2 separate regions of the Homo sapiens genome follow, and region 1 is linked to region 2. Evidence: chromatin contacts called from ENCODE Hi-C data. All regions are on one chromosome and are shown on one strand. The core of a region is the stretch at or near the end of the contact, and the rest is flanking DNA. Distances in the headings are between cores, read along the strand shown.

The links. Hi-C counts contacts between places; a loop is a spot of excess contacts on that map. Pooled maps may share reads with other maps.
Region 1: a loop to region 2 is called in a map of naive thymus-derived CD4-positive, alpha-beta T cell, with 10 times the contacts of the local background. The contact joins the promoter of RPS6KA3 here to the promoter of PDHA1 in region 2. A Hi-C loop is called at or near these places in 1 of 168 maps with a recorded cell type or tissue (naive thymus-derived CD4-positive, alpha-beta T cell), 1 of 37 single-sample maps with no recorded cell type and 13 of 50 pooled maps.

Annotation. Positions count from the first base shown.
Region 1 is chrX:20,263,663-20,270,637 of GRCh38, reverse strand. It overlaps RPS6KA3 (ribosomal protein S6 kinase A3), which reads left to right and starts at 3,729. Exons shown (of 22, transcript NM_004586.3): 1 at 3,729-4,074. The coding sequence starts at 4,006. RefSeq lists silencers at 2,953-3,247, 3,669-3,888, 4,009-4,268 and an enhancer at 5,449-5,498.
Region 2 is chrX:19,338,133-19,345,306 of GRCh38, reverse strand. It overlaps PDHA1 (pyruvate dehydrogenase E1 subunit alpha 1), which reads right to left and starts at 1,380. Exons shown (of 11, transcript NM_000284.4): 1 at 1,213-1,380. The coding sequence starts at 1,269.

The sequences.
Region 1 (6,975 bases), core at 2,480-4,979, 920 kb before region 2:
AAATTGTTGGGGGCAGAGGAGGTTAAATCTAGTTGTCCCGTCATACATTAGGAATGATTTCTTGGAAACCTCCTTCAGATTTTCTACTGAGGTTTGCTGTTTCGCTCTACTGTAGTTTCAAGTAAGAACTTTCCAATATTTTGGTTCTGACTGGGAGATTTGTTGGGGAGGGTGGGGATCAGTAGGTAACTGAATCAGCCCTTTCTGCTGATTCTGCACTAAGGAAGCCAAAAAGACATTGGAATCTGAAGATATCACTTAACATTATATGACTTGTAGGAATACATAAAAGTCTCGAAAGCCACATATGTAAGTATACATTTATAGTAGCCACATTAAAAAGTTTTTAAAAGGTGAAATTAATTTTAATGAAATATTTTATTTAACCCAATATATCAAAAATATCATTTCAACATGTTGTGAATATAAAAAATTATTAATGAGATACTTTATATTCTTTTTTTTTTTTTTTTACTAAGTCTGAAATCTAGAAAGAACTTCACATTTACAGCACATCTCAACTTTGACCAGCCAACCTCATTTGAAGTGCTCAGTAGCCATGTGTGGCTACTAACCACCGTATTAACCCATGCAGGTCTGGCGATCTGAGGCAGCTATTCTTTGAACAGCTACACTTAGAGTTTTCCTTTGTTAAACAGAGGGGAAAAGTAATCCTGCTTAGGGCAATATCAGCTTCTATGTTCAAGTAACTCTTTTTGCTACCACCTTCAAGAAAAATCCTCCAGCCTCATTTGATTTTTCCAAATTCTCCTAACCAAAGAGAGTGGTTGCACTGCTCTTGGATTTAATAGAAGAAATAAAAGAGAAAAAGTTTATTGTTAACAACAAAAAATCATTTTCTTTGCTTTTGGGGCAAAAGGAAGAATAATGTTCTTCTAAATAAATTCAATCAATTCATAAATACTTATCAAATTGATCCTCTGTGCAAGACATCTGTGGTAGTGGTACTTTAACTGGTTTGTTTGTTTGTTTGTTTGTTTGTTTTTGAGACAGAATTTTGATCTTGTCGCCCAGGCTGGAGTGCAATGGCACGATCTCGGCTCACTGCAACCTCCGTCTCCCGGGTTCAAGCGATTCTCCTGCCTCAGTCTTCCGAGTAGCTGGCATTACGGGTGTGCACTCCCGGCTAATTTTGTATTTTTAGTAGAGACCGGGTTTCACCATGTCGGCCAGGCTAGTCTGGAACTCCTGAGCTCAGGTAATCCGCCCACCTGGGCCTCCCAAAGTGCTGGGATTACAGGGGTGAGCCACCGCACCCGGCCACTTTAACCCATTATTAACAGTTCATGTAATGCTTAATTCACTGAAACGTGACCACCGCTCACATTACTTTTACAGATCAGGTAACTCTGTTTTAAAAGTTATTCCTCTGGTTCTCAAGGTTAACAGAGATGAATAAAAGTTGATACTGAAAATGGCATACAATTTGCTTTATTTTAAAATATTCATTCTTTGCGTGGGGGTAATTAGCACTGAACAGTGTTAGCCACATAACGGTCTCTCTTCAACTATGTATGTTTTTACTAATGCAAGAATGTTAACTGAAATAATTGATCAAAGGGTAGGGGGAGCTAATTTACTTTAAGCCAACCGAATTAACGAACTTCTTTTCGCTATAAGGAGTGGTCATGTGACTCTGCAATGTAAATGAATAAAGCATTTTGTACATAAATGCAAAATAGTACACAACTCCTTATCCTCCAAACTTCTGCAAGCACGTTTTACCGTCGGGAATTACACAGAGAAGGTGCTGCCAAATTAGCTGAGTTTGGGCCCAGGTTGGATTTGCAACACCTGAATATAGCATGTGAAGGGAAGTGACAAAGGCAAGAGCCAAGTGGCCCCATTCGCCTTCTTCCCCAGACCACGTTGAGTCTGCCCAGATGTTGTCCAACCTGAGCGGTCCCCCTGAGTCCAAAGCTTCGGGAGAAGGCGCGCAACGAGGACTTCCTGCCGCCTTCTCAGGCTCCCTAAACAGTTGGAGCCTCCCTAAATGGCCACGAGGTTCCCCGGCCTCGAGCCTGTGCCAAGGGGCGCGCTGGCGAAGGCAGCAGAAAGAGCCCAACACCTGCCTCTCGCAGGCCCAGCGAGAAACCTCGCACCGCCCGCGCAGACCTGGCCGGCTGGGTTTGGGGCTCTAATCTCATCCTCACACCTGCTTAGGGAGGCAGGCGAGGGTTCTCCAGGTGTCTGGGTCCCGGGAGGATGAAAGGAAGCTGTTAATAGGCGTGCGCTGGGAGCGCAGCAGCGGACGCGCCGTGGTCGCTGGGCGTGGGAAGACCGGGATGCCTGGGCCACGGCCTGAGGGTTTGAAGGGACAGGCCGGCTCGGAGATCTCCCTTTGCTTTTTCTCTTCCCCTCGCTGGGCGACTAGCCAGGGGCTGCAGTAGCTTTCCACTCAGCCCTGCGACTTTTACACATTTCTGCCCGGGCGCACTTAGCGCGCAGCGGCTCCTGGCGCAGTGAACACAGGGTCGAGTCCTCTTGGGACGCACCCCGGACGCCCAGGCCTTCCCCCCAAAGCTCTCGCCGTCCTGTGGGGCTCCGTCGCCGTCGGGGCATTGGGTTTCCTTAATCCAGGGCTTCCCCATCTTGGGCAGGAGGAGGAGTCAGAACCCCTCCCCTCCCTCTGTCCCCCTCCTCCTCCTCCTCCGCCCACGGCCAGCCTGATTTTTAAATCTAATCTCTTATTTAAAGTCAACAGAGGAGCAGGAACCCCGCGCTCCTGCCTACAAGATATTTTTAAATAATTCTCCAACCTCTACCGAGAGGGACAGCCTTAAGGAACCTCCCTGTTTTCCCCTCTTGAAGATTTAGGTAGCAGACGTGGGGCGGGGGGCAGCGGTTCCAGGGTCGCAGCTGAAGGCCGAGAGCTCTGCGCACTTGGGGAGGAGAATTTGGGCTGGGGGCGGTGCGGGGGAAGCGACTAATACAAGAGGAATTAATCCCAAATAGCCACAATTTAACAAAAGAGCGTCAACTTGAAAAGACTTGAATCAAACCGGGAGCCGAGCCCCCAGGAGGCTCCTAGGCACGAAGCCTCCCTTGCCTCCGTCGGGGGAGATGGGGGGCAGGTGATTTCCCAGCATGTGACCCTGAAGAGGGAGGGTCTTGGGCCATTACGGGATGCGCCCAGAGACTAGGCGCGTCCGCACGCACGCACCCCCGGAGGAGACAAGCCGAAAAGACACTCCGCACCCCTCCCCGGGTCCTTGGCTCGGGACTGCGCCCCCGGTACTTTGCCCACCTCCCTCCCCAGCTGGGCGGGGACCACTGTTCTCCCTCATTCCCAAGGAGCCTCCGACCTCCTTGGACCCTTGGCGGTGAAAGGCTCCCAGCCTTCGCCCCTCCTGCCTTTCCCATTTCTTTCCCCCGCCTCCCGCCGACGCCCCCAGATCTGTTGGGCTCGCCCTTCCTGAAAGTAGGCGAGGCCCAGAAGCTGAGGTTGGGGCGCAGAAGGAGGGGGGTGGGAAGAGGGAGGAGCGGAGCGCAGCGGCCGGGGGCGTGTCTTCCACTAGCCCAGCCCCTGGGTGCGCGCGGCGGTGGTGGCGGCGGCCGAGCCTCGCTTTGAGAGACAGGTATCGCTTAGGCGCCATGTTGTGAGCGGAAGTGGGGGAGCGCGCGGCGGTCGCTGTTCTGCTGGGAGCGGGCGCGGGAACCGGCGGGGGGGGCGGAGCCGTAGTCCCGGCGGCGGAAGGAGGAGAGGAAGAAAGGGGCGAGACCCGGTGCCCAGCGGAGGCGCGAGGCTCTCGCTCAGCGCGCGGGCGTCTCTGGCCAGGCGCGCGGCTTTCGGGCGGTCGGCGTCGGCGTCGAGCCCTCTCTGGGGCCGCCGCCGCTGCTGCTGCTGCTGCCGCTGCCGCTGCCGCTGCCGCCGCCGCCGCCGCCGCCGCCGCTGCCGTGGGGCTCGGGCGGCGACGGAGCGGGGCCGGCCGTGGGGCGGGCGGGGAGGGAGGAGGCGGTGAAGGCGGCGGGCCGGGGGGGAAGATGCCGCTGGCGCAGCTGGCGGACCCGTGGCAGAAGATGGCTGTGGAGAGCCCGTCCGACAGCGCTGAGGTGAGTGCAGCAGGGCGGCCGGGGCCGGCGCATCTCCTCCTCGCGCCCCCGCCGGCTCGCTTCGCTCCCCGGAGCTGGCCACTCGGCCCGTTCTGATCCCGCTCGCGTCTTTCCCCCGGGCTCAGGGTTTTGGTTTGGGTTGTTGGGGTGGGTCTATTGGCCGGTCTGTCTGTTCCTTCCATCCTCACCCTCACCTCCTTCCCTCGCTCGGGGGGCTGCCAGTGTGGTGGCGCGTGGGGTTTGGAGTGGGCGCTGGGGCTTTGCAAGAAGCCAATTTTAATCAACTTTGCGTGGGGGAAGCGGGAGGCGGAGCGGGGGCCGGCGGGGAGTTGGGAAGTTTGGCCCAGCCGGGTCGGGGGCTTTCCCGGACCTTGGCGACTTTGGGAGATGAGGGAGGGGTAGGGATCGGGTTCACCGGGGAGCAGGGACTCTCGAGTCCAGCCGAGGGAGGGGCTGCTGCGGGGAGACCGGCGCGCGGGGCACGGGCGGCGGCGACCTGTGGGGGTTTCGGGTAGGGGGTGCAGGGTTTTGCCTCCCCCTCGTCTGCCGCAGCGGTTTCTGCTGCTGCAAAGAAGAAAGCGGAAGCCTAAGGTCCCCTACCCCCTCCGTTTCTGAGGTCGCAGAGCTAGACCCCCGTCCCTGTGAGTTTAACTTGAGTTTCCTGTCCATGGAGGTGAGAGGGTGATATTCAAGGAGATCAGCGGCCGCCGTAAAAGGCTTTCTGGTTTTCCTCGCCCGGGATCTGGTGACCGTCCCTGAGTCACCCATCCTAGTGCCCAAAACCCAAACAATATACCCAAACAGGGCAAAACAGAATTTCCCCGGGCGCATCACTACACCGAGCTTTCCTGAACCGCCCCTATCCCAGAACAACTCGGGGTCTGCGAAAATAATCCAGACAAGACCCGTTCCAAGGTATCACCGCTCCTCTCCGGAGTGGAAAATCAATTCCTGATGGTGGCGCGTCTGTGATTCTTCCTTCTTGACTTTTTGCTGCCTTCTCTCCCCGCAGCGGACTTTAGGGGATTACAGGATGATAGGCTGCGTGTGTGTAATAGTTACTGAGTGAGTGACCCCATTTCTGGAAAGCATGACTGAAACGCGGGGGTGGAACGGGGCAGGCTCTGATGAGTGGTGTGCTTGGCGGCAGCCGCTGCCCTGCCGGCCTCCGCAGTGTGAGAAGTAGATAGGGTTACTGGTTACGTCAGTAAAACCGAGGCTCAGTTTAATCTTGAGATGCGGGACACTTGCATTCTCCGGTATAATGGAGAGGGCGGGGGATCAGTTCAAATCGCTTTTCACTTTTTCCCCCAGTCACCTCCGCTGCTGTATAACAATTTTGCTTGTTCTCCTTAACGCACGCAGAGTTGTAATAGTGCTTATGATTGGTGCTTAGTATTTTGCGACTTGGATCATACTTGTAAAACCTGAACTAAATGCTGCTCTTCAATGGAAAAGACATTGATATATGTTGAAAGAAAAGGAAAGAAAGAAAGGAAATCATGTTTTTAAGACTGGCAGAATCACAAGAACTTTATTTAAAATTGTTAACCAGACTAATACTATAAATATTTTATTAAAAAGCCAAATTTATGATGTTTAATAATCCTTTAGATGGGTAGTGTGAAAAACAGTATGCAAGAGCTCGTCATATTTTTCCCCAGAAAATTTTTTGCATTAAATAATATAGCTAAAAGGTTAATAAAATGTTCGCAAAGTACTGAACTTGTGGAAAGAAATTAAATTTGCTTTGAGCCTGACTTTTACATACAAACATTAACAATTGCAACTCAAGATCAGTCCACATTTCTGCTTGGCATGTATCAGTGTGATAGGAAAACAATATCGTTTAGAATTCCACCTTATCCTTTTTCTATCTGGAATGCATTTGGATAAGGAAGGACAAAACATATTTATTTAGCACCAACTGTATGCCAGGTACTGTGCTACATTACTATTTCATTTTATCCTTCCTGTGACCCAGCAGGGTAGGATTATGGTCCCCATTGTTATAGATTAGGAAACCAAATCTCAGAATTTAAAAGGTACAAAGATGATAAATAGTAAATGGCAGAGCCATAATTCAAAGCCAGGTGGATACAATTCATGTGCTTCGTTTTATATCAGGGTAGCTGTTCCAAATCTTTTGTGGAAAAATTCGGGGTATAAATAAGCCAGTAGTTAGAGGTCATCTATTTTCCAGAAACAAATAGAGTATTATAAGAGGTCTCATTTGGTAAAGCCTTGTTATTTCAGTTACTATCATGTTTTCCAGAACTTGACAGATAGGATTCCACAATTTGCTGTTTTCAAAGAATTTTCTTGCTATCCTGGCATAAAGTATGTCAAACAGAGCCAGTGTTGCCAAGATTTATTAAAATTAAATTCTAACAAATTGCCTTTAGATATTTAATTTCCTTTGCTTGTTCAGCTATTTCAAGTAAATTACTTCTGATACAATTTGGAAATATTGAAGACAGTGAGGGAAAGGTTGAAAAGTTCCACTCAGAGGTCTAATATTTTCACTATTATACCGTTTCCTCCCCCAGTAGGTTCCTATCAGATAATTGTATTTTACCAGAGTAACATAGTTTTTTTTAGAGTCATTTACTTGAGTGAATACATCAAAATATTTCTCTCCAGGTTAAAAGATTTCAGGATTGGTCTGTGTAGGAGTTTACATTTATGGTCTCATCCCTAGTACACTGTGAATTCTTGAAAGCAGACATTTTTCCCCCCCTCTCTGAATCCTCAGCATTCAGCACAATGCCTGGCCCTGACATATTGTGGACTTAATAAATATCTGCTGAATGAATCATGAAAGTCAGGAATAGGATGATTATGAATCTTATCTGTTTTTTATCATTTTAATCTCATTAAAATATGAACAATTTAAAAAGA
Region 2 (7,174 bases), core at 131-2,630:
GAGCCACCGCACCCGGCAGTTTTGTCATTATTTTAGGCAACAGGATTCCTAGAGGGGCATACCTCTTACCTTTTGACAATCTCTGCCTGTACTAAGTAGAGCGGTATCAAGTCCTGGGGGAAATACCAGAATCCCGAGGCCTGCAGTTACACCAATTAACACGACCTCACTGTGCCTAGGGGGGTCAGAATGCTAGCTCAGGTGTTAGGCACCTCTAAATGCTGAGGCCATGAAATAGTGCTAAACTCTACCCCCCACCCCTCAAGCATCGTTGCTCTTTGCTTTAGCTACTTGTACCCTAAGAATGTGTAGGTAAGGGGAGGGGAGGGCAGCGTCCTCTGAGTTCTGCTTCGGCGCTCCTGAACTCACTGCCAAGAAAAGCTCAGATGTTGAGGGAGAGGGAAGAGGAGGAAGTTTGTTTCTGAAGAGGCTGACCTTCTGTGAACCCGCCTCAGAACTGAGCACAGGTGTTCAAGAAATGTATACCGAACTGGAGACTCAATAAATAACACTATTCAACACACATGTTATCGATTATGTGCCAGGTGCTATTTGGAATCGTTTCCACACGTGTCACTCGTTGAATCCTCAAGACAACCCCAAGAGGTGGGGACTCTTATTATCTCCATTTTAGAGTTAACTGATAACATTTCAGAGATAACTCTTATCTCCATTTAGAGATTAACTCCACTTCGAGCAAACATTTTAGGAAACCGGGTCCCCGGGACGTTTAAAAACTTGCTCAAGGTCACAGGGCTAGTCAATGGTGAGGGTGCTGTTTGAACGAAGCCACCCTGTCTCCAGATTCTACGCTATTACAAAGCCTCTCGGTCAAGAGAAATTAAGTTAGAAGATCCGAAATGAGTGGGGTCAATTGGAGACTCGAAGGAGGCCGAGGCCACCCTTTCCGTGTCCTGTAACCCAACAGGCACCTCTTGAGCACACCGACTTCGCCTGGCGCACAGCTGGGCCCGGGGGCGGGAGGTGGGTGTCGAGAAGGGGGAAGTTCACACGGACCTTGGCGTGATCCCGGTCCGTGCCGCTTCTCCCGAGGCCAGGAACGGAATGCAGGGCGCGGAGGCGAAGTAAAGGCTCCCCGGCTCCCCTGGCGCCTTCCACCCCGCTCTGGGTGGCCCGGCCTGGCCCGCCCTGCCCTCCGGCCCCGCCTCAGCCCCACTCGCGCCCCATCCCGGCCCGCCCGGGAGGTCTCACCGGCTTCTGAGAAGCGCCAGACAGCACGCGGGAGACGGCGGCGAGCATCTTCCTCATGAAGCACAGGCAGTGGCGGCAGCGGCGACTCCTCACAACCCAGGAGGCACGACGCGGGTGCCCCCAAGTCTCCTTCAGGTGCCCCAGCAGACGCCACGCCTCAGTCGCACCGCGGCGTGACAGAGTCGTAATAACGTCATGCGCTGCGCCGGGCCGCGGGCCAACCAGAACGGCGTCCAGGGGGTGCCCCGCCCCCGCTAAAGGCCTGAGGCTGCCCATTGGGTATCAGCGCCAGAGAGGGAGGGGCTGAGGGCTCTTTCCGACGCCACGCCGCGGGCGGGTGAGGAGGCGGGGCTTGATAGCGCCTGCGTGGGAAGGTGGGGCCCCCGCCTCCAGGGCGCCGCGGGAAAGGAGCCTTCCTAGATTCCGCTCTGCTGACTACCGGGGAGGTTGTGCAGGCCCCGTCCTACCGAGCGCCTACTCCTGCCGGTGCTGCAGCTCTGCAGCCCTCGTTCAGTACATCTCGTTCAGTACACTAGATGATGAAGATTAGCAGCATGCTCAGAGCCAAAAGACAGAACATCTGGTTTCTGTAAATGGTCTGCCACTAACTTTGTCTTTAAAAGATCACGTAGCAGTTGGACAGTTCTGCCCTGTCTACTTGAACGCGGATCAAAAAATTTGTTTCCCAATATATGTCGAGAGGACAATGGGAAAAATCTTTTTTCTCTAGTTATTGGTTCACAGGCTCACTGCGAGTTAACAGCGTGGCTCAGCCGATGATAAAAGCACACACAGAGACAAAACACCAAAGCAACAAGGGGCTCTATTCAGAGGATCAAAGGGCTCAGGAACCCATTGTGTTGTGTCCTAGTGGGATTGCACCTGGGGTTCCGGGTTCAGATTTGGGCTCCACATTTTAAGGGGGATAATGAGTAAACTGAGTGGAATCCAGGGGACAGTGGTCAGAACGGTGAGGGGCTGCGATTGTGACTTATGAAGAACGATTAAAGAAGTTAGGAAGAAAACAGGCTAACTAGAATTGGCTGGGTTATGATGTAACAACTGACCTCCAAATTTCAGTGATTTCAAGAATTTGAAGTGACGCGAGCCATCGTACTCGTAACACAGGTCCCTCACAGCGTGGCACCCTCTCTCTGGAACTTAGCTTGTCTCATGGATGAAGAGAAAAGGGATCATTTAAACCGGCTCTCAAAGCTTCTGCCCAGAAGTGACACATGTCACTTCCTCTCAATTTTCACGGACCAGAGCTAGTTACCCGACCATGTCTGAGTTCCACAAGGTGAAATATAATCCTCCTGCCAGGAGGAGAACAGAAAATTGGATGAACAGTAAAACCAGAGAGGATTGGATATGTCTTCACACATTTTCAGGCCAGTCATGTTCCAGGAGGAAGAGCTATTTTGTGTGTGTGTGTGTGTGTGTGTGAATAAAATCATTTCATTTCAGCATAACAATGAATTTTCTAACAATGACAATGGTCCAATGAGATAATTCTCTCCCAGTGTCACTGAAAGTATTCAAAGCAGAAGTTCAAAGCATGACCAGCTCTCAGCATAGCTAGAGAAATAATTTGGGCACTGGGCCAGACTCTGGACTGAGAGATCGTGTTGCAGTGGAAGAAAACTTCTTAAAGGAGTGAGAGGGCGCCATTAAAAGGCAGAGATGGACGTGAGAAACTTGCATGGTATGATTTCAGCAGCTGCTGCTGCTGATAGAATATGAAAGGTAAAAGAGAATGAAAAGGTTGGAGGCCAGATGTCCAGCTCAGGAGAAAAAGCTGGTCTGAATGGTTTGGGACATGTTGACCTGGTGGTGGCAGTGGCACAGCTATCTGAAGATGTCCCCCGGGAAGTTGGAGTTGTAAGTCTGGAACATTTGCTAAAAATATTAATTTGGGAGTCATCTCCACGGGGTGGTGATATTGGTTGTGCATGTACGGGAACTCTGTAGGCCATATGAATATGAATTCATTCATTCATTTGCTCATTCATCCAACACCTATTATTGAGCACCGATTTTGTGTCAGACACTGTACTACACACTGAAGATATAGCAAGGAACAAGTAAAATATAGGTCCTACTTAAATACATGATTGAACAAATCAATGGGTTAGAAGGAACAACTTTTCCTTACAGTAGAATTCCAATTAATTAATATAGAAGGAATGATGAAAATAGAAAAAGAAAATCACCATTTGGCAAAGACCACAGTAACTGTTGCAGGTGAGAATTATCATCAATACAGGCTAAAATTAGTGGGTAAATGTATGATGAGAAACAGGACATTTGCCTCATCTCAAATGATCTCTCCACTAGATTCATTACAAAGTTTAAAGTAACTTTGCAGTGCAGAAACAAAGTAACCAATTTTTCAATGACTAGGATATTTTCTCTGCACTTCTTGTTCTTCATATATATACATATATATACACACATACGTGTATATATATATATTTTATTTATTTATTTTTTTGAGACAGAGTCTCGCTCTGTCGCCCAGGCTGGAGTGTAGTGGTGCAATTTCAACTCACTGCAAGCTCCGCCTCCCAGGTTCACGCCATTCTCCTGCCTCAGCCTCCCGAGTAGCTGGGACTACAGGTGCCCGCCACCACGCCCGGTTAATTTTTTTTGTATTTTTCGTAGAGACAGGGTTTCACCATGTTAGACAGTATGGTCTTGATCTCCTGACCTCGTGATCCGCCCGTCTCAGCCTCCCAAAGTGCTGGGATTATAGGCATGAGACACTGCGCCCGGCCTCTTTTTTTTTTTTTTTTTTTTGAGACAGATTCTCACTCTGTTGCCCAGGATGGAGTACAGTGGTGACATCTTGGCTCACTGCAACATCTGACTCCCAGGTTCAAGTGATACTCCTCATTCAGCCTCCCGAGTAGCTGGGAAAACGGGCGAGCACCACCATGCCCGACTAATTTTGTATTTTTTTAGTAGAGACGGGGTTTCACCATGTTGGCCAGGCTGGTCTCAAACTCCTGACCTCAGGTGATCTGCCCACCTTGGCCTCCCAAAGTGCTGGGATTACAGGTGTGAGCCACCGCGCCCAGCTGTTTTCAGATATTTGAAAGCAGAGTTGGAAGCAACTTTGAAGGTGAGGGACACTGTGAGATGCTGTGTCAAGTGGTGACAGGTGATGATTGTGGTTAATAGTCATTAACTATAGGCTATAGTAACGTTATAGTAATGTTATAGTCATTAACTATAGGCTATAATAACTATAGGCTATAGTAACGCGCTAGAACATTCACAAAAGACTCTTGTATCAGGAGAGGAGGCCGGAGAGAAAGAAAGATTTGCAAAAGGCGGGAAGAGAAAGTCTTAAGAAAGGAGGGCTCGTTAATCTTGGGGGAAATTGTAATCCCAGCACTTTGGGAGACCAAGGCAGGAGGATCACTTGAGGCCAGGAGTTTGAGGCCAGCCTGGGCCACAAAGTGATACTCGTCTGTACAAAAAATAAAATAATTAGTCTGGTATGGTGTTGCATGCCTGTAGTCCCAGCTACTAGGGATGCTGACGAGGGAGGATTGCTTGAGCCTAGGAGTTTGAGGCTGCAGTAAGCTATGGCGGCATCGCTGCATGGCGGCCTGGGTGACAGGGCGAGACCCCATCTCTCTAAAAAACAAAACAAAAAAAACGTATCTGGGTGAAGCAGGGCAATTTTGATTAGAGACCCTGAAATATGCCTTTTTACCTTTCGTTAGCGAATCACCCTACAAGTATTCGATCAAGCTGAGCTTTAAGGCAAATCATGCTCCTTGACATGTCTCCGGTTTTCCAGTAAGAAACACCCATCCCCCAGCAGATGAATTAGAGTAGGACAATCATATACATGTGTCATAAAAGTCAACAAATCTTTGCAAATGTCTTTGAGGTACTAAGCAGCAGCTGGTGAAAGGATTATGGCTAGGGGTCATTTTAACTTTGGAACCATATAAATGTTTTTACACGACCATAAAACACAATGACATAACAATGGAAATGAAATATAACAAACCAATTTAATAACATACCAAGTTGTCAGCATAACCCCGCAGAGAATGATTTCAAGTTATTTCACACCACAGCAATGTGACTGCATATGCCTGGTGGGGTATAGCCTAAAGACAAAAGGAACTGGAAAAAAAAATCTTAAGGCGAGGCTCACACCTGTAATCCTAGCACTTTGGGAGGCTGAGGTGGGAGGATCATTTGAACCCGGGAGTTTGAGACCAGCCTAGGCAACATAGGGAGACCCCATCTCTACAGAAAAAAATCTTAAATTGTTCTCATTTGTCAGGTGTTATTATTTAAGACTGCACATACCCACACTGATAAAGTAAATATATAATTATGTTAATGCCATTGGGAACCAAGATTTTCAGTATAAAAAACAGAGACACAAATGTAAAATTCAACAGGTCAAAGCCAAGAGGTCCTGAATTTGAATTGGAAATATCAGTATAAACTCATGATTATTTCCCCCCCTCAAGATACACACACACACACACACACACACACATACATACATCTTGGCTAGGCTCGGTAGCTCACACTTGTAATCCCAGTACTTTAGGAGGCCAAGGTGGGCAGATCACTTGAGCTCAGGAGTTCAAGACCAGCCTGGGCAACATGGTAAGACCCTGTCTCTACACGATATAAAAAATTAGCCGGCCATGGTGGCGCATACCAGCAGTCCTAGCTACTAGGGAGGCCAAGGTAGGAGGATCACCTGTGCCTGGGAAGTGGAGGCTGCAGTGAGCCATCATCGTGCCAGTGCACTCTAGCCTGAGCAACAGAATGAGACTGTGTCTCAAAGCAAAAACGATGTGTGTGTGTGTGTGTGTGTGTGTGTATGTGTGTGTGTATCTTAACTCTCTCCACTGGAAATACCTAGAAGCAAAGACCAGCCCAATAGTAATTATTCTGAAATCTGGCAAAGGGAAAGAACCAAGGATTTATCCTGTCTTTCTTACATAGACTGAATTTCAATGTCAACAAACAGTTGATGAGGAATAGTTCTTTATAGAATAATTTCCAGCAGTAAATAAAAAAGGAACCATATAATTTTAATATCCCTGTGTTGTAACCCCTGAGGAAGTACTAGATCAAGCTGTTGGGGGATTTGTAATGTTTGGGCGGCTTTAACAAAATACGTGAGACTGGGTAACTTATAAACAACAAACACTGATTGGGCTTGATGGCTCATACCTGTAATCTTAGCACTTTCCGAGGCTGAGGCAGGTGGATTGCTTGAGCCCAGGAATTTGAGACCAACCTAGCAAACGTGGTGAAACCCCATCTCTACAAAAAAGACAAAAATTATCTGGGCATAGTGGCAGGTGCCTGTAGTCCCAGCTACTTGGGAGGCTGAGATGGGAGGATGGCTTGAACCCGGGAGGTCGAAGCTGCAGTGAGCCACGATTGTGTCACTGCACTCCAGCCTGTGTGGCAAAGCAAGACCCTGTCTCAAAAAAAAAAAACAACAAACAACAACAACAATAAAAACCAACCAAACAAACAAACCCAGACATTGATTTATTATGGTTCTGGCTGTTGGGAAGTCCACGGTCAGGGCATTCAGTGTCTGGTGAGGGCCTTCTGGCTGAGTCCTCACATGGCAGAAGAGTGGAAGGGCAAAAAATTGCCTGGGGTGTTCCCTTCAACCTCTTCCATCAGGGTGCTAATTCCATTCAAAGGGGCCTGGGGGAGTGGGGCAGAGCTCCATCCTCATCATCTAATCACCTCCCAAAGGCCCCGCTTCCTGATACCCTCACATTGGAGGTTAAGTTTCAGTAGATGAATTTTAGGGGGCACATTCAGACCTCAGCACTGAGGAGGAGACCTTCTAGCTGTGGTCTGAGCGCTGAGCACGAGGTTGGCAATAGATTGTCCTGGTCCTGTTAGACCTCATTAAAGATTTAGACACTTTTCCTAAGAATAATGGGAAGCC